Regions from separate parts of the Homo sapiens genome. Here region 1 is linked to region 2. Evidence: chromatin contacts called from ENCODE Hi-C or POLR2A ChIA-PET data. All regions are on one chromosome and are shown on one strand. The core of a region is the stretch at or near the end of the contact, and the rest is flanking DNA. Distances in the headings are between cores, read along the strand shown. Region 1 has its middle 72 kb from the start of XCR1. Region 2 has its middle 33 kb from the start of XCR1.

Evidence for each region. Hi-C counts contacts between places; a loop is a spot of excess contacts on that map. ChIA-PET counts read pairs that join two places held with the same protein, here RNA polymerase II (POLR2A). Pooled maps may share reads with other maps.
Region 1: a loop to region 2 is called in a pooled map, with 2.3 times the contacts of the local background. The contact joins two enhancer-like sites. A Hi-C loop is called at or near these places in 1 of 168 maps with a recorded cell type or tissue (aorta), 2 of 37 single-sample maps with no recorded cell type and 6 of 50 pooled maps. POLR2A ChIA-PET finds 5 or more read pairs at or near these places in 5 of 52 experiments (CD4-positive, alpha-beta T cell, CD4-positive, alpha-beta memory T cell, activated CD4-positive, alpha-beta memory T cell and 2 more).

What each region holds. Positions count from the first base shown.
Region 1 is chr3:46,097,240-46,102,114 of GRCh38, reverse strand. No RefSeq gene overlaps it. Among named protein-coding and RNA genes, the nearest start is that of XCR1, 72 kb to the right of the region's middle. RefSeq lists an enhancer at 4,366-4,475. Within about 2 kb of position 3,519, at least 21 of the 41 ENCODE cell types and tissues checked have a DNase peak (open chromatin) inside an H3K27ac peak, as active enhancers do.
Region 2 is chr3:46,057,945-46,062,855 of GRCh38, reverse strand. It overlaps a transcript of XCR1 not described here. Among named protein-coding and RNA genes, the nearest start is that of XCR1, 33 kb to the right of the region's middle. Within about 2 kb of position 3,600, at least 2 of the 41 ENCODE cell types and tissues checked have a DNase peak (open chromatin) inside an H3K27ac peak, as active enhancers do.

The DNA of each region.
Region 1 (4,875 bases), core at 2,270-4,769, 39 kb before region 2:
GCAAAAGTCATAATAGTATCCTGTAATCTGGGACTCCCTTGTCCATGCTTTTGGCTTGAGCTCCCAGTCCATATTCCAGGTAAAGTTATTCCCTTGGTGGCAGTGACTCCAAGAGCAGATATTGTTTCTGAAACAGAAACATAAATAGTCTTCATCAATGGCAATTGTTGTTATTTCCATTATTAATGAAACCATACTAACCAAATTAGGGCTGAATGTGGATATTAATTATTCTTCCCCTTCACATCCTCTCCTGCCCTTACTTGCTCTTTAGAAGCCTACTTTATAAGGAATCATGGAGTTTTAGAAAGTAAAAGCGATCTGGGAGACATCAGGACCCACCCAACTATTTTACAGAGGAGGAAAATGAAGCTGGGGAGAGGCTACCACTTGCCCCAGCCTGCACAGTTGATAAGAAGGCCAGGTGGGACTAGAACACAGGTCTCCAGGCAATCAGGTCCACATCCTTGATTCTCTCTTTCATCTCATTCTGTCTTGGACTGAAAATGGACTCTGCCACTTTTAGCAAGGACCCTCCTGAGGAAAATCCAGACCCTGAAGGCTGACCACTAGGTCATCTCATAGTTGAGAGGAAGCTGACTAGTGTCCTCTCAGCCACCTAGTATGACTCTAGGTCAAATCAAGATCCCATCCAGGTTAATACATTCATGTGAACAGCTATTAAAAACAAACAGAACAAACCAAAATGGAACCAAAACAAGCAAGGTTGGTGCTTTTTCTTTTTCACTGAAAGTGGGAAATAAATGAGAGTTGTCTGTGCTTCTTGATATTAATCGTGTGAGGTGGCAGAGAAAGATGTGGGACTTGAAGCAGATTCAAAATTCTCCCTCCCACCAAATCCAAAAAACACCAGAGATTTTTGTTCATTTGTTTTTGAGAAAACAGGCAAAAGTCTTCCAAACCAAGGAAGGAACAAGCATCATACCATACACTACTTTGCAAAGTGCGGTCAAAAGCAGAACTGGAAAATACTTGGCATCATCAAGTGGCTTCCCCCAGAAACAATAAGGATGGAAATGGGGTGGAGCTGGGTCAGAGGGATGTGGCCTGGAAGCTGAGTGGACAGATTCTAAAAAGTATTACTTAAATCCCCAATTTTAAGGAAGTTGATGAGGAAGGCTGATTTCTAGCTTCCTAGATGCTCAGAACACATTTTGGGGTTGCAATAAAAGTGGAAGTTATTGGTGAGGGCAGTGGCAGGGGGTGATGTCCTTCACGTTAGAGCCTCTGGAGGTTGGAAAGTACAAAGACCAGGGTGAGCATAAAAGGAAGTGATTGATGGAATGACTGGACCTAAACTGCTGTGGAAACTGGCCTTCACCATCCCACCTCTCCCTAATCCCATGGGCAGAAAATGGCAGCTTTTACCTTAAAAGCTGGAAAAATAATCCTTTTTTATTTTTATTTTATTTCAATAGTTTTCGGGGAACAGGTGGTTACAGGGATAGATTCTTTAGTAGTAATTTCTGAGATTTTGCTGCACCTGTCACCCAAGCAGTACACTGTGCCCAGTGTTTAGTCTTTTATCCCTTACCACCCTTGCACCCTTGAGAAATAATCTTTTTAAAAAGCAAATAAAAGCTGACTGGAAGGGGCTGAGGCTTCCAACATGGGAGTAACATCTTAGAGCAGGGGTCTCCTTGAATTGGTTTGACTTCTCCCACTCTCACAGAAGAAAGCAAGATTTACCCATCAGCACCCCCTTCCACAGCCAGAGAGCTCACAGTCACACCTTCTCATTCGCAGAAGGACCCCAGTCCCCCATTTACTTCAACTTAACAACCCAACCTAGAATGCATAAATAGAAATGAGCTGCCACAAACACCATTCACTCAGGAAAAGAAAAGGACCAAGATAAGTCAACAGAACAAATGAACTTGGAGGAGGTAGAACAAGGAAAGGAAAAAGAACTAAGTAAAAACCTTAAACTCTAATTATCCTCTTGGAGAACCAAGATGATACGTCCGTAAAACAAAACCCACACTTTGGGAGGCCAAGGCAGGTGGATCACGAGGTCAAGAGATTGAGACCATTCTGGCCAACATGGTGAAACCTCGTCTCTACTAAAAATACAAAAATTATCTGGGCATGGTGGTGGGCACCTGTAATCCCAGCTACTCAGGAGGCTGAGGCAGGAGAATTGCTTGAACCCGGGAGGCAAAAGTTGCAGTGAGCCCAGGTCACGCCACTGCACTCCAGCCTGGTGACAGACCGAGACTCTGTCAAAAAAAAAAAAAAAAAAAAAAATCTTCTATTAAAAAGGAGCAGTTGAAAACCAAGAGTTTGTTCTAAATCCCTTTTAAAATATATTTACTTTTTATTATCACAAATATAATACATTCAATTTTTTTGAAACCAAAAGTCAAAGACAGAAAAAATACATTAAAAATTCAAGAAGAACTTGCAGAATACAGAGTAAAATGACCAAAATAAAATGGGTAATTGGAGAAAAAAAATACATAGGGTCAATTTAGGTGGCTCAACATTTACATTGCAGGAATTTCAGAAAAGGAGAAGAAGGAAAACAGAAAGCAGAAAATTATCAAAGAAACAATTGAAAAAAATCTCCCGGAGTTGAAGAAAGATATAAGCTTTGGATTGAAAGACCCCAAGCACTGAGCACAATGAACAAAGAGTGATCCATAGAAATAACCTCTTGGAATTTCAGAGCACCAACAATCTAAGGAGATCCTAAACACTCTCAGAGAGAAACAAGAAACAAATAAACAACAAAAGAATAAGAACCAACTTTGGGAGGCCAAGGCAGGTAGATGACTTGAAGTCAGGAGTTTGAGACCAGCTTGGCCAACATGACAAAACCCCGTCCTATTAAAAATACAAAAGTTAGCTGGGTGTGGAGGCAGGCACCTGTAATCCCAACTACTCCAGAGGCTGAGGCAGGAGAATCACTTGAACCCAGGAGGTGGAGGTTGCAGTGAGATGAGATCACACCACTGCATTCCAGCCTGGACAACAAAGACTCCATCTCAAAAAAAAAAAAAAAAAAGAATAAGAACCAGATTGGCATCTTTCTCATTAGCAGTTTGCACCTCTGAAACAGAGAGGAGTTAGCTTTAAGGATTCTCAGACCCTGTTTAACTCAAAAGCTTATGAATCCAAATTTCTAGCAAGTGTGAGCATTGCCATTGAGATCATGCGACCCTGGCAATCTTGATGACAAAAATGGCTGGGCTCTATTTTCTGTTGTTGTTGGACAAGAATCTCCCTTGATATCTGAAGCTAAGAAGTGCTAAGAACCTCATGCTCCTCCAACAGCATTGCAATAACTTGCTCCAACAGAAGGCCAAGTCCACATAGATTAACCTTGATGTTCACGTAGAAAAAGGCCAAAGACCTCACACACTGAAGGCCAGCAATCCCCTGCAAGCCCTGCTCCAGCCCTTGAAGAAGCCAGCAATCATTTGGGCTGTGGCCTCCCACAGAGGAGTGAGTCTTCTCTGTTTTGCAAGAAAAGCAGGAAGTATGTTGAAAGTCATAACCACAGCAAAAAACTGCCACATCAAACTGAGAGGTGCTCTCTAAACATGGAGATATCATTCACCACCAGGAACCCAGATGAAAGTAAATCCCACTGTCCACAGAGTTACTTACACACCTGTTCATGTCTTGGCCAGGATTTTATCTAAAATGAAGTTCTGTGTGTAGTAGGTTATTAATAAAAGCAAAACAAAGAGAAACAGAAACTTCTACCCTCACCTGTCCAAGAGAAGCCACACTCGTGGTGAGATCCTGTAACAAATGACAATTAATTTGACCTTTCTAACTGGAGTGTCTGGAATTGTGGGGTCAGGTTTTGAAGATGAGAGGCTGTAACTAAGAAATATCCACTAGCTGTTAGTAGAGAGTCTACAACCTTGCCTTTTAAAGTGTAGTTCTCAGAGCAGCAGCAGCAGCTGCTGCAGCACCAGGAGGCTTTATGAGACACAGAGTCTTAGGCCACAAGCCAGACTGCCTTTCACCAAAATCTCCAGAGGATACATTTGGGCATTAAAGTTTGAGAGGTGCTGGTGTACAAGACCTGGGTGGATGTGGATGTGCATGTGCTGGGAGGGACCCTTCTTGGAATTTTGTACCAAAGATTGTGACCCTCTTAGGCAATCAAGTCTGAGTCATAGAGGAGGCCCCAGAAATTCAGCCTAGAAACGCCTGTGTTTAAAAACAGAAGGCCATGGCTTCCAGGAAGGATGATCTATTTTATAATACCGTAAGGTTTCAAAATGACTACAGCCCCCTTATCCGCCTCCACTGAGCTCCACACCGTCGTCTACCCTGACACTCTTGGTGCTGGAGACATAGGGGTCCGGAGCAAGGCAATCACAGGGGACAGGAACCTTGCTTTTTGAGACCCTGGGCCCCAGAACAGCTCTAGCCAAGGCTCCCACACCCCTCATTCTAGAAATGAGGGTTTTCTAGAAAGTCAGGCCTGCATGCAGGGAAGGGAGGTGAGGGTGCCCATGAGTGAGCCGCTCAGAAATCCCTTCTCCAGCCCCACTCTCTCAGTGACCCCACCTGGACATCATCTACTCTATCCACAAGAAGCGGGTTCAGCCGAGGGGATTGACCAGAAGCTCAGGTGTGAGCCTGAGGGCTGACTGCTGGTTATTTTTCTGTCCTGGAACACCTGACCCACCTGCCTGTCTTCATGTCGCCAGTGTGGGGAGGGAGAGAGACAACTAACTATAACCAGGAGGGTCCCCGCAGTGGCTCCGGCCTCGCCTCCCCTTTCTTGCCTGAGACACTAACTTAGTTCCTGGTTTGGTGCCTGTCGGCGCCTCCATTACCAGTAGCTTAGCTCCCACCGTGGGGAGGGAATCAAAGAGGTTGTGCCGCCCT
Region 2 (4,911 bases), core at 2,351-4,850:
CACCACTAGAGCCACCCCAGCCCAGAGATAGGCTAGGAGTTCCATCGGAGACGACAGGCCCTCTGGATGCTGCCAACCTCCTTTCTGCTCCTTTCCACAAGGCCCTGTTGCCTCCTGGGGAAAGGATGGCCCATGTTAGGCTTGAGAAGCCAGAATGGCCCTGAGCTCCTGTTCTGTTGGAATTTCAAAAGTGAACCCCAAGAGGGAATTAGAGATACAAGAGAACTATTGGGGAAAATTCCCAAAAGAGTAACGGGAGAAGGAGCAAAAGTAGGCAGGGAGAGCCTTTAGACAGAGATGCAGATCCAGCACCTATAAAAGGAAGGGGGAAGGAAAAAGGATCCAGGAGGTTGAACCTTAGACCGTAACATAGAAAGTTCTGAGGAAGTCTTGGCAAGGCCAATGGGGAGACCCAGGGCAAAAGTTGCCCTTAGAGGAGTTCTGCTCCAGGCAAGAATGGGAGGGCTCCAAGTTCAGTCATTAGCCAGAAGTAGTGGGGGGTGTGGGGAGACTGGCATGTGGCCTCAGTGTTCATGGTGGAAGTAGCTGAGGCCATCATTCCACCATGCATCCTGCAGCAGGGTCTCCTGAAGGACAGCTGAGCGGGCATGTCCATGGCTGCTGCAGGGACTCACATCCACTGGTCCTGCTTCCAGGAGGCCTGCATCTCCCCAAGGAGTTCAGAAACCATCTATTTTCTCCTGAACCCTAACCACTCACTGAAAAAGCCCCAAAGTCCCAGAGGTGCCCTGGGCCCAATTCTGCTGACTCAACGTCTTCTGTATGTAATGGGCACTGTCCAAATTGGAGTCTGGCTGACACCTCCAAAAGCTTATGGCACTCCCTTCATGATCCTTTGCCACACAAAACCCTTCCCTTAGGGGTTCCGGGGATGGAATCCATCCCAGAGAAGATACCTTCTATGCCAGACTCTTCAAATCCAGCTTTGCCCACAGTGCTGGACCTAGCTGGGCCTCTGAATTCAAGCCCCCATTCCAATGCTTTACACTCACCTGGGGCTTTCTCAGTCACCATGCCCAGATGCCCAGGAGACCAGGGAAAGAAGCCCAGGCCTGGCACCCCCATGACTCCTTCTGGCATCAGCCGCCTAACCCCCATCCTCTGTACCTCTAACTCCCCATATTCCTTTCCCCTCGCAGGACCCCAGGCTCCAGCTTCACTGAGATATGGCTGTATCTTCTGATTTTAAAAGGACTGTCCTAAGGAGTCCTTGGAAGCCATGCTTCAGCCCAAAGGTTCTCAGCAAGGAAGTTGAGCAACATCCCATAAGAGAGAAGGGAATGCAGGGGAATGTCCCACGTGAATGTTCACCAAAGGGTGAACTCAGTAGAGGAAATTTTTAATAATCAAGTGGTTTGGATGATCCACTCTGTGAGTCAGTTAGCTTCTTTCTCCAGACACTCCTGTCATCTCCCAACAGATTCATGGACAAAGTGGCCATGGTGGCAGGAATTGAAGTTATGCATGGGCTCAGCAACATGGACTTACACTCACCAAGGCTGACCTGGCTGCAGCCTCTGCTGAGCATTCAGTTGGCCAGAAGCAAAGATCAACACTGAGTCTCTGATAGGGACAATTCCCCAGAGTGATCAGCCAGCTTATTTAGTGGTAAGCTGACTACACGGGACTGTTTCCATCATGGAAGAGGCAGTGTTTTGTTCTTACTGGAATAGACACTTACTCTGGACACAGATTTGCTTTCCTCCCATTCCCCCCACCAAAAAGGATTTGCTTTTTCTGAATGCAATGCTTCTGCAAAAAATAAAAAATAAAATAGTAATAATACCATCTGTGGACTTGAAGAATACTTTTTCCACCATCATGGTATTCCCACATAACATTACTTCTGAGTAAGGAACTCACTTCACACCAAATGAAGTGTGGCAGTGGGCTTATGCCTATTCAATTTACTGGACTAACCATATTCCCCATCATCCTGAAGCAGCAGGCTTGATAGAATAGTGGAATGGCCTGTGAAGACTCAATTATGGTGGCAGCCAGATGGCAATATCTTGTAGTACTGGGGAAGCGTCCTCCAGGAGGATGTGTGTGCTGTAAATCAGCATCCAATATACATACTGTTTCTCCATAGCCAGGAGTCACCGGTCCAGGAATCAGGAGATAGAAATGGGAGTGGCACCACTCACTATTACCATAGGTAATCCCCTAGCAAAATGTTTGCTTCTGTTCCTGTGACCTTATGCTCAGCTGGTCTACAGGTCTTAGTTACAAAGGGAGGAATGCTTCCACCAGGAGATTCAACAATGATTCCATTGAATTACAAGTTAAAACTGCCACCCTGCCACTTTGGGCTCCTCTTACCTATGAATTAACAGGCAAATAAGGGAGTGCTGTGTTGGTTGGGATGATTGATCCTGATTACCAAAGGGAAATTGGGCTGCTACTACACAATAGAAGAAGACAAAGTATATTTGTAATACAAGAGATTCCTTAGGGCACCTATTAGTACTACCATGTCCTGTGATTAAAGTCAATGGAGAACTACAACCGAGTTCAGGAAGAACTGCTAATGGCCCAGGTTTCAGAAATGAAGATTGGGGTCACCCACCAAGCAAAGAACCATGGCAAGCTTAGGTGCTTACTGAGGGCAAAAGGAATAAGTCATGGGTAGTGGAAGAAGGTATCTATAAATAGATACAGCTATGTTATATAAACAGCTATGACCATATGACCAGATGCAGAAATGAGGACTATATATGAGTATTTCTTTCTATTTTGTTATATGTTTGTACGGATAGATATGCATTAAGCAAATATTTTTGAGTTTTTCCCTCTTTATACTCTTATCATCTAACATAAGATGTATTAACAGTGATTGACTTTACGTCCTAGTATTTAAGTTACAAGGTATCTAGGGAAAGAACTACTATCACTCAAGGACACTGCAACCTGTTCCAGGGAAAAGGTTAGCACAATTTCAGTTGTATCATGTTAATAGAAAGTATGACTTTCTTATTGTAAAGATAGATATAGATATAAATATAGACGATAGCTGTAGATATCCATTCTTCTGGTTTTGTTTCTTTGGTGGAACGTTTATTTACACACACCTCAATAAAGGTGTATACACAAACACAAAAACTTTGTCAGGGACATTGGTCATGAGTATTCAGTCCTCAGCCAAGTGGAAGTGAAAAGTAGCCAGGCACCATTTCCTCTTTTTTGCTAAAAGTGGGAAATGGAATACGTATACTGCATGTTATATAGAAGTAAGAGTGAAAGTTTTTTTTTTAACATCATTGTCACTGAAATTAGAAATTGGGAACTAAGATTTTCTTTCTGAAATCAACTAGCAAATTCAAATGTTCACAGGCTGCAATTTGTGGGACTGAACCCTGAGACTGTCTATAAATAATGTGATTGAGAGTTTAAGTACCTATTTTTCCTTCCAAGCAAAATGAACAACCAAGTGCAATGCTCCAAGTTCTGCCTACTGGGAGTATTTCTTCTCATCACTGTGGTTTAGGAATGACCCAGAGAGAAGATGTATTGCTACACCTGAACATCTTGGGTGATGCCTGCATATTGTGCACAACCAACTATAAGCAAACTTGAGTTTTTCTCTTCCTCATTCAGCTAATCACAGGGAATTCTTCATGAGGCCATAGGTACAGGCTGAGACAGAGAAGGCAGTGTAGGAAGAATCAGCTCTATAGGTATATGGGCCACTTCCTCAGCTAACTTTCTTGTGCCTTCAAGGCTGGCTCGGGCCTGTCTCATATTTACCATTTCCATTTGATGATGGAGTGCTATTGTGCACACCCCACCTTAGGATTTAGTGGGTCAGACAGCAGTAAAAGGGCTGCTTCTGCTGGCAAAGAAGACTCAACAATATTTAGGGATGTAATGACCCCACCTTCCTTAGGATCTTTTCATATGTCCCCACTCTGATTTTGAAGAGCCCATTACTTCCCAATCAATGCCTTCACTCTAACAGAAGACACCCTATGGCCGGTCATCATGGCTCACACTTGTAATCCCAGCACTTTGGGAGGCCAAGGTGGGTGGATCCCTTGACCTCAGGAGTTCAAGACCAGCCTAGGCAACATGGTAAAACCCTGTTTCTACAAAAATACAGGAAAACTAGCTGGGCATGGTGGCACCCGTCTATAGTCCCAGCTATTCAGGACTACAACTACTCAGGAGGCTGAGGTGGGAGGATCGCTTGAGCCCAGGAGGTAGAAGCTGCACTAAGCCATGATCTCACCACTGCACTCCAGCCCTGGTGACAGAGTAAGACCTTGTCTAAAATAAAATAAAATCAGAAGATGCCCTGCAACGTTGTGAATTCAATTTGCATTGTAATACAGCCACTTGCAGGATAAGACTCAGGATTTGGTTTTCAGAAATTCCAGTCCTGCATCTACAGAGACAGGGTTTCTTTAAGGACAGACATAGAAGCTTTTGGATCATATATGTGGAGCTCAGCTGGCAATTTGAAGCCCTGAGTTCATCCTTTTCCTTCTCCACTTTCTCTAACATAGTCAGGAGCAACCAGCCAATCTCACTATACACCTTATTTTGACTAAATGCCCCAAAGGTATCAAATACATGATCACCAGAACCTTACCTTTAATAAGCATTTGATCAGGAATATCCAGGAATATTTTGCCACCTCATTCCATGCCCTCTTTACCAATGGAAATAGAGTCATTACTGGCCTTAAATTGAATCATACGAGAGAGGCAATTCAGAAAATTCATCCTTAAGATTTTGTTCTTTTAGAACCACTTCCATTACCTAAATCCATATGAGTCAGGCTTTCACTAGAGAAACAGAACCAGTAGGATATCCAGTAGGATGTAGGAGATAGGTAGCAAGATAGATGATCGATAGATGATAGATACATAGATGGCAGATAGATAGATA